Regions from separate parts of the Homo sapiens genome. Here all the other regions are linked to region 3. The links are chromatin contacts, found by Hi-C or POLR2A ChIA-PET in ENCODE. All regions are on one chromosome and are shown on one strand. The core of a region is the stretch at or near the end of the contact, and the rest is flanking DNA. Distances in the headings are between cores, read along the strand shown. Region 1 overlaps LOC105375977 (a long non-coding RNA gene). Region 2 has its middle 140 kb from the start of LINC01235. Region 3 overlaps NFIB (nuclear factor I B). Region 4 overlaps LOC105375977 (a long non-coding RNA gene).

Region 1 (3,219 bases), core at 634-3,133, 610 kb after region 3:
ACACCAGCAAAATCTCCCCTTCCTCCTTTTACTTATTTTTTTCTTGTGAGATAACATATTGACATGTTCTGGGCCTCAGAATATAAACATCTTTGGAGACCATAATTCAGGCCACAGGATGTTTAAAACTAACCTCTTTAATTGAATTGCTGACTCCTTGATGTGTAATATACATGGTTTTTCAACAAAGGATGGGGATTGTGCCGTCTCTTTACCACTGTGAGAATTATTTTCTAAAATTTGAGACGAGAGTGGCTTTACTTCTCGTTTAAAAAATGTCAAGAGCTTCCCCTGATGTCAAATAACACACAAATGCATGCTCAGGTAACTATCCATACGAAGTATATCCCATATGGATTCAAGTAACTTTACAGTATTTTTCCATTTAAATCATTCACTCATCCGATGGTACATTTTCTTACCCAAGATCTTTTACTTAAACTGCTCCTTCAGCTGATTCTTCTAATATGTGGTCAACACCCAACCCATTTTATAAAATTTATTTATTTCATATTCCACCACCTTCTTAAAGCATTCCCAGATACTTTTTTTTTTTTTTTTTTTTTTTTTTGAGACAGATTCTCACTCTGTTGCCCAGGCACGATCTCAGCTCACTGAAACCTCTGCCTCCCGGGTTCAAGAGATTCTCGTGCCTCAGCCTCCTGAGTAGCTGGGATTACAGGCATGGGCCACTACCAAGCTAATTTTTGTATTTTTAATAGAGTTTGGGTTTCACTATGTTGGCCAGGCTGGTTTTGAACTCCTAACCTCAGATGATCCGCCCACCTTGGCTTCCCAAAGTGCTGGGATTACAGGTGTGAGCCACCGCACCTAGCCATCCAGATACTTAAATTTGGAGTTCTCATTATTAAAATAACTAACAAAATACAAATAATGTTATAGTTACAAAAGAGAATTATGCTTTTCAATCTCTGTAAAGTGGGAATCTAAGTTCTTTCATTTCCAGATGAAGAAACTTAGTCTCAAAGAAGTTAGGTTACTCGGTGAAACCCATGACCGCTGAGTCCAGATCCATGCTTATTTTCAGTTTGCTATCTAAAACATATCTAGTACTGACTCTAGACCACTCTGTAGACATCTCTCTCTCCCCTTGTTCTTTCTCTCCAAACTTTGTTTTTGTTTTATGATACTTGTCACAGGCTGTTTGGTATCATAGCTATGTTTGTGCTCATCTGCTATTCTGTAGGCTTTGAGAACAGAAACTGTGTCTTTCATTTCAGTATTCCATTTAGGACCCAGGAAAAAGAATTCACATGTATTGACTGCTTATTGTATACTGAGCACTTTTCTCATTTATATTATTTGTAACTCACAATTACTTCGTGAAGGTGGCATTGTTCATTTCATTTAATAGATGAGGCCATTGGAATTTAGGAAAATTTCATAAATGTCTTTGGATACACAGCAAGTATGTACGATAGTCAAGCCCATATTCTTCCTATATGCCTTGCTGCATACACACTCAATAAATTTTTGTTGATGTGAAACAAATATTACCTTAGTGTAACTATTGTGAAATATGTTTCCCTTGGGAGATGGTAAGACAACTGTGGAATTTGCCTTTAGGTAGAGCTCCAGGAATACATTCTGAATGCCAAAAACCATGGGAAGAGGAAGAAGGAAGAGTTTTGTGAGTTCACCTTACATTCTGAGGCCATAAAAATACCCTCCCCTGTCAGAAAACTGATACTTAAAGCCAAAGTTTGCTTAAAAGGCATGATTTTAGCCTTTGGTAAATAGAAAGTACCTTACACTCAGCCAGCCAGGAGAGATGATTTAAGTTTTATTTCTGGACAATACTTGAGTAACACTTTGGAATGTGATTCCCCGCCAAGTGGACGCTGTTGGTTTCACACAGCTGTAGTTAGAGATGGCAAGCGCTATTTACTGGGAAAATGATAATGCAATTGGATGTTGTACTGAACCCAAGGGTGAGATAATTTCTGTTGTGCTGTATCACAGGCCTGCAGTTAAGTCTGTTTGGTCAGCGTGTTGGTAGAGCCTATGTGGTTGATGCTATTTCACAGGACTTAGTTATAGAAGAGGAAGGTTTACCTTCATTTTAAATTAATGCAAATGGTGCAGATTCAGCCCCAGTCAACTGGTATTTTCCAGATTCATAGTTTACTTTTCAAGTGTATAGAATGTGTTCTTCCCCTTGGATTTCTTTAACTGAAATGTTTACACTTGACTCAGTAATCCCACTCTTGGGAATGCACACTAGGGAAATGATTTAAAATAAGAAAAGAAGCGATGGGCATATCTTTGCAACATTATTTATAATCATGAAACATTGGAAAAAACCAAAATATCCAGCAATCAATGAATGCCTAACAAATTATTGCACACCCTCTTAAGGGAATCATTATGCTGCAATCAAATTATAATTATAAAGATCATTCAATAAACAAATACAGAAAACCAAGTAGCAATATGGGAAATGTCCATAATGCATGAGGAAGTGAAGAAGTAGAAGGCAAGCCTAGCTAAGGTTCGCCATTTTATGGTTTAGGATGCAACTTACGTACCCTTGTCAGGTCCCTGTAGCCAGGTATGTCATAAAGTTTAGGCTAATCCACCAAGTCCTCAACTGCCTCCCAAATATTGCCAGAGATTTGGCAATATGCTCTCTGGGGGCTAAGAGATGGGAGGAATCTAGTCTACTTGAGTCATTTCTCCATGTGCTGCCTGTTGCTGGAAGTTGCTAGCTGCAGAATATAATATGGTCTTTTCCGGCTATGCCCAAAGAAAAGTGGCTGAGGGAAAGTCAGCTCCAGTAACTTGTAAAGGGACCAAAGTGATGTTTGCTCACCAGTGACACCTGGCAATGGGAACTGTCTAGCAAAACAGAGAGAGCCCTTGGTTTCCAAATTCTTTTCATTACCTTACCAGCTATCCCACAGCATATGAAGATGCTCCAGAGTAGTGGAACAGTGAACATTTCCAGTTTTGGTTGCTTTATGAGTCAACATTGGTGGAGAAAGGGGCCAAAGTGGAATTGTGGCTCTCTTGGGGGAAAGCTCATTGGAAATCATGTAGCCAAATTTTCTCCAGGAGAAAAAGGAGGCTGTGGGAACTAGTGCTGCTTCTGGAGCAGAGCTGATTGGAAATTGCCAAACACCGAAGGGACTCTGATGGGATATCTTGGTGGCAGGAAGGTAAATATTGTTCTCAGAATATAGCTATACTCCCCCTGTT
Region 2 (3,408 bases), core at 186-2,685, 530 kb after region 3:
ATAAATATATGTCGAATTTCTCACAGATTTCTCACACTCTCTCAGTATACAGCCAGAATTGTTGTGGTGAATGGAGAACTTAAAAGCATCGTTTTTGAAACTGCAAAGCCTTGTGCTGAATACTTAACTTCCAACAGCCCCTTTGCCTTTCCAGCTTGTCCATCAGTCCCCAATTCCAAGTCAGTATTTATCTATTGGAGCTTAGCTTAAACTGAAAAGTGGATGTCTTTATTCAATAAATTTGGGGCAACTGGCTCTCAATAAGCAACAAAAACAAAAAGGCTATTTCAAGTCAAAGAGACCTCAAGAAACTATCCCACCATCTGCTGGGGAGAGAGAAATGAGCCTGTGGGCCAATAGCTCTTTATTGAACAGAAGAAATAGTATTGTCATCTAAATTTTCTGCAACACTCTTTGGATCAAAATATTATAATCACAGCAAATAGATGCAGCAAATAGATGTGGCCACACTTAATGGATACTCAAAGGGCCAAACCACTGCTCACTTTGGATCATTTACTGTCATTTGGAAGTAAAACTGGGGGGCCGAGGGGGCTGGGGCTGGAGGGAGAAAGGGAGACCTTACGTTAAGCTGGCATGCACCAGTGGATAAATGGCTGGCATTTGCAGAGCTGCATTGCAGGGGAGCTTTTAGCGGTTTGCCACTGCCAGCTGATGTCTCTGTGAACATCAGTGCCAAGAAGCCAAAAATGAAAGCAGGTGCAGGGGCAGAGGAACTGAATGTTGAGGGCGAAGGGGAGGGGGATTCAGCAACAGAACTTCTGTTGTTAAAAATTGGTTGCCTTCATTAAAACCTAAACAATGCCTCACTTTAAACTCTGCATAACATTTTTAGCCCTGCTAGAGTCCTGCACACACACTTAAGACAAGCCTCTTACATTTATGCACTAGACTAAGAGACTCTTTTTTGTTTGTCTCTCTCCAAAGCTGTGGATTGTCTGCTAGACGGCTGAACTCCGATTAGAGCAGCTTTCCTTCCGAAGCCAGGAGCATCTGCTTCTGAAAGTGCCCCTTTGCTCCCGTCTCTCCCAGAGTGCCCCCTCTTCAGAAAGTCCCACTTCGACACAACCAGGGCCTGGGAACAGGGAATATTCCTGAACTCGGCGTGTCTTCGCCAAGCAGTGTCGCCAGTTCAGCTCTCTGAAATGCTGCTTTCCGATGAGAAAACAGACGGGACTCAGTGTCGCCGGCGATTTACATTTCCCTCAAAAGCTCTATGTTCCTGCAACATTGTTCCCCGAGCCCACCGTAAGTGACAGCAGGAAAAAAAAACAATGGGAGTAAGCGAAGAATAAAGGTAAAGGTTCAAGACCAACAGAGAGAAGGAACTAAGGCTTGCCACGGGGCACATTAAAAATGAAGAATAAAACAGAAAGACATCTGCCCCCTCTGCTGCCCAGCACGGCTGAGCCATTTCCAGCAGTGACTTCATCAGTGACCAGCCCAAACTGGAGAATGTGAAAGTCATCTTTCATAGAGATAGGACAAAAATACTGATCACACACAGCCTTCTCACAACTGTGATGGAGGAAGAACAAACCCCAATGAGAGGAAACTGCAGGCAATCCATGTGCTTGGTTGAAAATACAGTTTGCTTTGTGTTTTCTAATGGACATTACTGCAATGAGGGAAATAGCATGTTTGTTTTTACAGGCTTTTAGAAAATACAGAAATGACAAAGTTCATCTACAAGCCAGATGCTCGGCACAAACCAGAAAGAGCTCAATCTACTAAAACTAGGATGCCACAACTTTGGGGTCAAAAATTGTAATTATAATTTAGCATGGATATGTATGGTGACTGTTGGGAATGGTAGTGAGAATTAGGTTTTTTTTTTCCTATGGCCTTACACTTGGGAATAGTTTATAGTGAATCTTCATATCTTCTACCACAAAGTATTACTGTTTTGTCCGTAGTAAGTTTGGTTATAATGAACTTTTAAAACCCAGAAGAAAGTTTAAAAACTCAAACCAGAAACACAAACAGGATCAGATGCCAAAAGCGTGAGTGGACAGAAATGAACTTAGTTCATAAAGCAAGTAAAGTCTAACTTTTAGTCTGAATGAAATATTGAGTTTGGACAACGGGATACTGCAAAACTGAGAAATCTGAGAGAAGTGGAATGCTCTAATAGGAAAAAACAAAAAACTGGCCAAGACTAGGAGAAGGCATTCCAAAAAAAGAAGCAGAGATGGCTAATAATATAAAACAACGCTCAATCTCAGGATTAAAAAAACAAAAATGTAGAAGTGAAAGAATGCTCACCTACAAAATGCATATCTGAAAAACATTCTCAATATTGTTAAGGATTTGAGGGAAATGAACTCAAATCTTAAAAGGAAATTGAAAAAACGTGCACAAAAATCCTTAAACATTATGACTGATAGAAAGTTATCTTGGCCAAATACTAAAACAAGTAATATATTTACATACAAAAGAGTTCACTGTGTGGTTTTAAATATCACACAGTGATATTTAAATATTAAAAATAGAAATATAATTATTAAAATATAAGAAAATGGCTAAGAAAATTATGGTATATACATAAATCATGTTTTAGAAAAATATTCACTGACATGGGAAAGGGCTTGTAACATGCTTGCTTAATGAAAAAAATAGGTTGTAAAACAGTATAGTTAATACAGGGTGATCTTAATTATGTGTGAAGCATCTACGTGAAAATGTTAACAGCAGTTGTTATAAGCCCTAGGATTACAGGTGATTTTTTCTTAATTTTCCCCCTTTATTCCTTCTTTATTTTTTCAAAATTTTCAAAATGAAAATTTATGTATTTTGAAATTTTATTGTAGAGTATTATATTAAAAAGTACACACATGGGGCAGGGCGCGGTGGCTCACGCCTGTAATCCCAGCACTTTGGGAGGCCGAGGAGGGCGGATCACGAGATCAGAAGATTGAGACCACCCTGGCTAACACAGTGAAACCCTGTCTCTACTAAAAATACAAAAAATTAGCCGGGCATGGTGACGGGCGCCTGTATTCCCAGCTACTCGGGAGTCTGAGGCAGGAGAATGGTGTGAACCCGGGAGGCGAAGGTTGCAGTGAGCTGAGATCTCACCACCGCACTCCAGCCTGGTGACAGAGCGAGACTCTGTCTCAGAAAAAAGAGGATAGAGAGAGAGAGCCTTCTCCCTCTATCACAGTTGTGAGAAGGCTGTGTATGATCGGTATTTTTGTCCTATCTCTATGAACATATGAAAATATATCTCCACAAACTTAAGAAACGTCCCTGTAACCAGCATCCACATCGAGAAACAGAACACCACTAGTTCCCGGAACATCAATCCTGCCCCTTCCAGTTCTCTTATCTCTCCTACAAGATAAACTCTCTCCTGACTTGTAACACCACAGATGAGATTTGCCTTTT
Region 3 (3,303 bases), core at 360-2,859:
AAAATAAACATGCGCGTGTTACCAAAGGATATGTTTACACAAACCATTTGCTCAGCCTCTGAAATAATGAATAAATGAAGATTTTACTAAAATAATTGGGAGGATTTTTGTGTTTCTGCGGATGCCATAATTGAATGGCACCAAAGAGACTTTTATCAGCTATTTTCCGTGTTACATGTGTTAGCAGTTCCTTTCTGTGGGTTGAATACTTCATTCTGTAGTTACTTTACACATGTTTTTCTAAGAAATTGTCGTTTATTACTGCAATTCTAGAGAGTTGCTTGATTTCTCAAGAGAAATTTAGCAGCCAGTAAAGGTTATTTGGATCTGGTTGGTCAGGAGAGGGAGGGCAAAAAAAAAAAAAAAAAAGAAAAAAGAAAGAAAGAAAAAAAAAGTGTGGGGGGGTAATAGCTCTCATTTTATCCATGTAACTTAATTTGCATAACACTCACCTCAGCCATTTTCCTTGCTTTGTTCATAACATTTTCTTTGTAAAATGTATGCTCTCAAAAGAATGAATATTTAAACAAAAAATAACTTTCAATAATGGGTTGCAAACCATATGTTTGTATTACATATATGTGTTTGTGTGTGTATGCATCTATATGTGTGTGTGTATGTAGTGTGTGTGTATATCTCCACATATATGTGGCATACGTATGATAAGGGCAGTATGTCCTTAGGTAATATAAAGAGTTAACTTTTATTTCAACATTACACTTAGAACATCCCCGCGAATTCACTAGGTTAGCATTTCCTGCTCTCAGTTTGTTATCTTGACACATAACTACAGTACAACAGCTGGGTTGTTCCTGGAGTTCCTGGGGGGAGCTTTATTCTCCGAGTGCTGAATTTCCTTTTCAGCTGTCAGCTCTAAAGTGTGTTCAAATCCTCAACTTTTTATACACCATTCTGGGCCCCTAGCACCACTCTGGGACTATGATAGAAATGCTGATATGGTAGATGAATGGAAGAATCTTTGGTTCAAGGTGGAGAATTGCAAAAACCAAAATTTCACATGATCATTGTTTGGTAAAGGGGCTGCTAACTACTTTTGTCTTTGTATATGAATATTCTTTTTAAAGGAATTACTCTATTCTCATCAAAATTATTTGCACCTGTTATGAAATCAAAAATAAAAACATTACCATTCTTAAAAATGATCTTGATATGGTTTTCACGGACGCACAACATCTGTGGTCTGGCTTTTGAATAATATGTTGGGATTTGTCGTAGTTTTGCCTAACTTTCTCCATTTATAAAGAAAGATTTGTACAACACGACATTTCCTTTTTATCTAGGCAAACTCTTCAGAACACTTCCTAAGAAATTAATTGTATTCCAGCCAGACTTGCATGCTGCCATCCCACAGGAAATGGGTCAGCAATCCATTAAGATGCCATTAGATAATCTAATTTGGAACTTAATCTCTAAATTAACCATGCTCCATACTTGAAGCGTACTTGAGAGAAAGAAAAAAAGTTTACGTTTGAATCGATAGGGGAGCCGAAGCGTGAAGAAGGCTGTTTGTTTTTTCTGTAGCTGTGGTCACGTCTCAAGCCGTCTGGTAACCAGGAGAAACCAGACATGATGTAATTCCAGATTGAACTTGAACTTCAGGGACTTAGGTTGGGGGAACAATGGACCATAGGAATCAATAATGTCCATTTTCCACATGATTATGTTTGGAGCTTTAAGTTAACCTTTATGGGAGAAGCAGCAGGATCTGCAGTGTGACCAAAATGAGATGATCCTGAGACAAGATGTTAGAGGAAAGAAAACAACTTTTTTCCGTGATATTTTCTGAGCAGGACTGCAGATTCCAGCAGGATTAGAAAAGTTCCCGCTCTGCAGTAAACCGGTGGCCTGTTCAGAGCACTCTTTGTTCGCTTAGGTAGGACAAACTTAATCTTACGTTTCCTGTCGATGATTTTTGGCAGCGCTACTGGAGAGGGAGGAGCGTGATTCTGAAAATTCCCAAATGTAAACCTTGCTGATTAACCCTTTGTAGTGAAAGGAAGTATATTAAACCCCTACTTTATTTGAATATGTTTTATGTAAAGTGCCATATTTACAGATGTAGTTCGTCCGTAAGAAATCAGTTCCCTCGACAGCCAGTGCACCATTTATTAGCTTACCTTTTTGGTTCTCATTTTTGCTAGTGCTGTTAGTAGGGATATGATGATTTTTTTAGTCATATTTACTTAAATAACAAAGACTATGAATGAATAAATATCATAATAAACATAATAAATGATAAAAGAAATGGCAAAATCTTAAGGTCAAGTAATTGAAGAACACGAATTTTGAATATTCTGAAATTGCAGAAAGTTACAATTATTCTCTCTTGCTCACTTTGTTTCACACACAGGAAGATCTTTTGCCCATGTAAGATCTTTTGCCCTTGTGAACAGAGTAGCAAGCATGATATTAAAATGTGTTCAGTTCTTTAATCATTTGTAATTTTATGCTTCAGCATTCTGATACAAGTAAGTTTCACCTTTAAGAGGTAAAATTGTGCAAATAATGCTGATTTTTGCTTTTAACTGAAAATCATTTATAAAAGAATCTCTTTTTGCTTTGTATAAAACTTATATTTCTATTTGATTTAGTATGCCTTGGGTGATTTTCTCTAGTGAAAGGCACTATTTTGAAGCACCATTTTTGTAGAGAATTTTATCTGCTGTTAAAGCATCACATATGCAAATAAGAGGAGCAGTACCACTTTTAACAATAGCATTGAAAAGAAGCCCAGGGTAGAGAGGAATACAGACAGAAAGAGGCTGGAAATCAACATGTGGGCTTCTCCACTGTGCTGTGGTCTGTGGGAGGAGATAAAATAATTGCTCTGAGCCTGATAATTGTATAATTTTTAATTGGCTAAAACCTCCCACAGCTACCTGAGTTCTTATATATGTATGCATGTGTGTACTGTAATTTATTTATAATTAGTCATCTTCATAATAATTTTTCATCTTTCATTTTCAGTTCTAAAATTTGAAAAAGATCAAACAATTTTTTTATAAGTCCTTAATTTGGCCAATTGAGGAAGAGCTTTTTTCTTATTTATGTTTAAACCGAACATTTTAAGGAAGTTTTTATTTAAGTGTAGGTTGCTATATCGAAGGCTTCAAGTATTATGTAAGAGTTTTTTACTAAACGAGTGCAGTAATTATAAGGAACACATTTAATATTTAGTGGCAGTGCTCCCATATGGAGTGGCTTTTTCTTGCCCTGTGCTCTTTATTAGATAAAATATTTCAATGGTAGATGCTATTATTTTACTTAGAAAGTGCTAGCACT
Region 4 (3,187 bases), core at 232-2,731, 650 kb after region 3:
TGTGTGTTGGGCTCCGCTTTTTCTGCTGTCCAATTGCAACAGAGGAGATAAAATACATCTGGTCTTTAATTTCTCCATTCATGTCTTCTTCCCCTAAAATCTGGAGAACACGCTGAAAATCTCTCACTAGAATAAACTCTCATAGCATTGGCTATTTTAGATTCTCATTCAGATAGTCCTTACCCTTTTATTTAGTCCAACTTCTATAACAACGAAGGAGCTGGCGCAGGAATCTTGAAACAGTGTCCTCTCCGCTCCGCTTCAGCCTGTACCACTCTGCATTATTTTCCAGAATGCATGACCCCTCCTAGAGAACAGAGGAGGAAAGAGCCATTCTTTCCCTTTCCCACACGTTAGGAAGCATATGGACAATACTTTATGGAAACTCCCTTCCCCACCCTCGGGAGAACTGAGTTTATGAAAGGATCACTTTCTGGAATAGAGCTTATGAACACATTTGTCTCTCTGACCCTAATTATTTTACATGGATTATTTTTAAAATCAAGTTGCCCTTTTTTCAAAACTTGAAGAGAAGTAGAGGCCTTGAGGCCATCAAAATGACATCCTGGCCCTAATATGTGCAGTAGCCAAATGATCTGGAAAACTGAGCTCTATACAGAGGCCCTCTGAATAGAATTGAAGGGAAAATGATCTAATTTAGAGTGCACATTAAACACAGGTTTTAAATGGTTTCTTTTCATTTAACCAAATACTCACTTTTCCAAAATGTCAACAGGCATTAAAATATGAAGGATGACTAAATGTGGAAGCAGAGGAAAAGAAACAAAACAAACAAAATAAAAGTAATACTTGACTCTAACAATCACAAGAAATTAGATTATCAGAATTGTTAGGCCGAACTATATAAATTATATTTTTGTAAGTCAAAAATGCCAAACTGTAAATGTCACATAGTTCATTCTAATATTAAGTGAAGAGAAAAAGAATTCAATTATGTTTAGAAACAAAAATGAAAGACACAGAAGAGAAGAGCCAACAATGCTAAACATCATTCAGATAGTGATAGTTAGCATTTTAGGCTTTCTTAACCAAAATTGTGAATGTGGTTCACCTTAGCTCCCTCATGAACTGCCTAGTGCTAATTTCTAATCATGAGCACTTGCCTGTACTTTCACTCCAATGCACTGCTTCTCACCCAGTTTCTGATGGGTAGTTTAAAAATGTCTATGTTTAGAACTACCTGTCTTTTATGTAACAGAATTTCAAGATGGGATCTATGATCTTCTTTGGGGATTAAAAATAATTGCAATTTTATCTTTTTTTTTTATTTTTAGATTTTAAGAAGGTTAGGAATATCCACAGCCTGATTAGACTCGGAATCCTTCAAGACCCATTTCATTTTTTACTTCCCCATATTCTAAACAGGCTTCCCACTAAGCAGCCTTCACATCCTCCCTGCGGGTCTTACTCACAGAGCAAGCCATAATAACAAGCTTCCATGCCCTGGCTGGCTTTTTGGCTCAATGGGACAGTTCTATTGCCAAATCCTGCTTCTAGAGCTGCATGGATTTATCCTTACATGCACCTTAGTGACATGCTCTATTTTGTCTCATCTGAGATCAGGTCCATTTTCTACGTCCTCTGGTTGCTCTTCGGGTGACAAGATGTCTACATCTGGAAGGAAAGAAACCCCTAATATATTTTTGCCTTTTGCCCTGAAAAATACCATGTCATTGTGCATGTGGAAAGAAGCATGTTTAGTAATAAAAGAAGGACATGATGGGGTCAGCTAGGGCTTTTAGAGACAGTCCAGATGAAATTTAAAGAGAGAACTGCCACGACGGTTTTTGAGAAAACTGGATGATGTTAGTTTCGAAACCTATAGCCCATAATCTGGACTCAGCTAAAACATACCAAAAAGCTTAGCTCAGACCTGCAAGGTTCACTTACTCTAAACATCAAACAAGGAAATGTACAAGATTTGCTTTCTTTCTCTTTAATAAAGTACATTTTATGAAGTAGAAACTGGGGAACACAAATCGTTTTATGGAAGCAAGAACTAGTACTTAAAAAATGAGAAATATGTGTGGGGATAGTGTTTATTTTTGTATGCATAAATATACATACATGCAATGATTATTAATATTTACATACACATACACGTATGGTAATAATTGTCTCTCTCAGAAAGTGGTTTCAATCTAGAAACAATTGGCAGACAAAGAAAGGAAAACTGAGAACCGTCCGGTCTACAAAACTATCCCAGAGGACAACCTTCCCAACAATAGGGAGACTGATAGCATAATAATCGCCATAAAAAAAACATGGGGGAGGGGAATTAGAAGATTCTTTAGCATGTTTATGGATTCATATGAAATATTTTAGAACCCTAATTCTTTGCAACTCGACGTTTATTTATGTGTGCAAAAATGGATTGACAGTTTCAAGTGAAGGGTAGTTGGGTGTCAGAGTCTTGGCAACTAGTGACAACTGCAACTCCTGGGTGTGTGTGTGCTAGATGGGGAGAGAAAAAGACAGACAGAAAGCCCTCCCTCCTAAAAAGATATTCCCACCACAAACATGCCACTGTCCACTACAGAGTATGTTTTGTTATGTCTGTGAAAGATTCGGGTTGATTTCCATCTTCGTACAACACACGCCATGGAATATTTACATGTTTGGGTACATCAACAAAGAAAAAAAACAAAACAAAACGAAACAAAAAGACGCACACACAACACACACACAAAGTGGGATTGTGCTCCTTTGTTTTGCATTTTCTGTAACCCAGATTGCGGTAATTATCTCCCTGGCTTTAGAAGCCTTTTCTTTCATTCTAAAGGCAGTTTTTGGAATCACGTTACACTTAACTCAGTTTAACAAATAAGAGTAGTCTGGCAAAATGGCACCATGTGCTTTCCACAAATATTTGTGGTATAGGCAAGCTCTCAATGTTTTTATTATGCCCAAGGTTCTTTGGTTTTAAAGCAAGTGGAATAATGTAAAGAAGGAAGAGAAGCACGAATTTGGGAACTGGGTGTGTGTTGGATGCACTTTGCAAAGCTTTCTGTGCCAGAGAGCGAACGAAGGAAAAGATACATTTTAAAAATAACTGGGGAAATAAAAAGAGCAAAAAAGGTTTGGAGGCATTTAGCAGAGCACAGTTTACCCTGGCGTGAGCTACAGGCTAATGATAGAATAATAACATTTGGCGCTGGAGCCCCGA

Evidence for each region. A loop is a pair of places that touch in the nucleus more often than their neighbours do. ChIA-PET counts read pairs that join two places held with the same protein, here RNA polymerase II (POLR2A). Pooled maps may share reads with other maps.
Region 1: a loop to region 3 is called in a map of MCF 10A, with 14 times the contacts of the local background. The contact joins two enhancer-like sites. A Hi-C loop is called at or near these places in 1 of 168 maps with a recorded cell type or tissue (MCF 10A) and 3 of 50 pooled maps. POLR2A ChIA-PET finds 5 or more read pairs at or near these places in 2 of 52 experiments (MCF 10A and OCI-LY7).
Region 2: a map of ascending aorta shows a loop between it and region 3 (3-fold over the local background). The contact joins two enhancer-like sites. A Hi-C loop is called at or near these places in 2 of 168 maps with a recorded cell type or tissue (ascending aorta and endothelial cell of umbilical vein) and 8 of 50 pooled maps.
Region 4: a loop to region 3 is called in a map of heart right ventricle, with 2.6 times the contacts of the local background. The contact joins two enhancer-like sites. A Hi-C loop is called at or near these places in 15 of 168 maps with a recorded cell type or tissue (MCF 10A, Right ventricle myocardium inferior, ascending aorta and 7 more) and 19 of 50 pooled maps. POLR2A ChIA-PET finds 5 or more read pairs at or near these places in 1 of 52 experiments (MCF 10A).

Annotation. Positions count from the first base shown.
Region 1 is chr9:13,483,840-13,487,058 of GRCh38, reverse strand. All of the region lies in intron 3 of LOC105375977 (a long non-coding RNA gene), which reads right to left. Among named protein-coding and RNA genes, the nearest start is that of LINC01235, 54 kb to the right of the region's middle. Within about 2 kb of position 1,883, at least 8 of the 41 ENCODE cell types and tissues checked have a DNase peak (open chromatin) inside an H3K27ac peak, as active enhancers do.
Region 2 is chr9:13,566,683-13,570,090 of GRCh38, reverse strand. No RefSeq gene overlaps it. Among named protein-coding and RNA genes, the nearest start is that of LINC01235, 140 kb to the right of the region's middle. Within about 2 kb of position 1,435, at least 9 of the 41 ENCODE cell types and tissues checked have a DNase peak (open chromatin) inside an H3K27ac peak, as active enhancers do; they include ascending aorta and endothelial cell of umbilical vein, where a contact is called at or near this core.
Region 3 is chr9:14,094,942-14,098,244 of GRCh38, reverse strand. All of the region lies in intron 10 of NFIB (nuclear factor I B), which reads left to right. Among named protein-coding and RNA genes, the nearest start is that of LINC00583, 170 kb to the right of the region's middle. Within about 2 kb of position 1,609, at least 13 of the 41 ENCODE cell types and tissues checked have a DNase peak (open chromatin) inside an H3K27ac peak, as active enhancers do; they include ascending aorta, endothelial cell of umbilical vein and heart right ventricle, where a contact is called at or near this core.
Region 4 is chr9:13,443,590-13,446,776 of GRCh38, reverse strand. It overlaps LOC105375977 (a long non-coding RNA gene), which reads right to left. Exons shown (of 4, transcript XR_929484.3): 3 at 184-307. Among named protein-coding and RNA genes, the nearest start is that of LINC01235, 14 kb to the right of the region's middle. Within about 2 kb of position 1,481, at least 2 of the 41 ENCODE cell types and tissues checked have a DNase peak (open chromatin) inside an H3K27ac peak, as active enhancers do; they include heart right ventricle, where a contact is called at or near this core.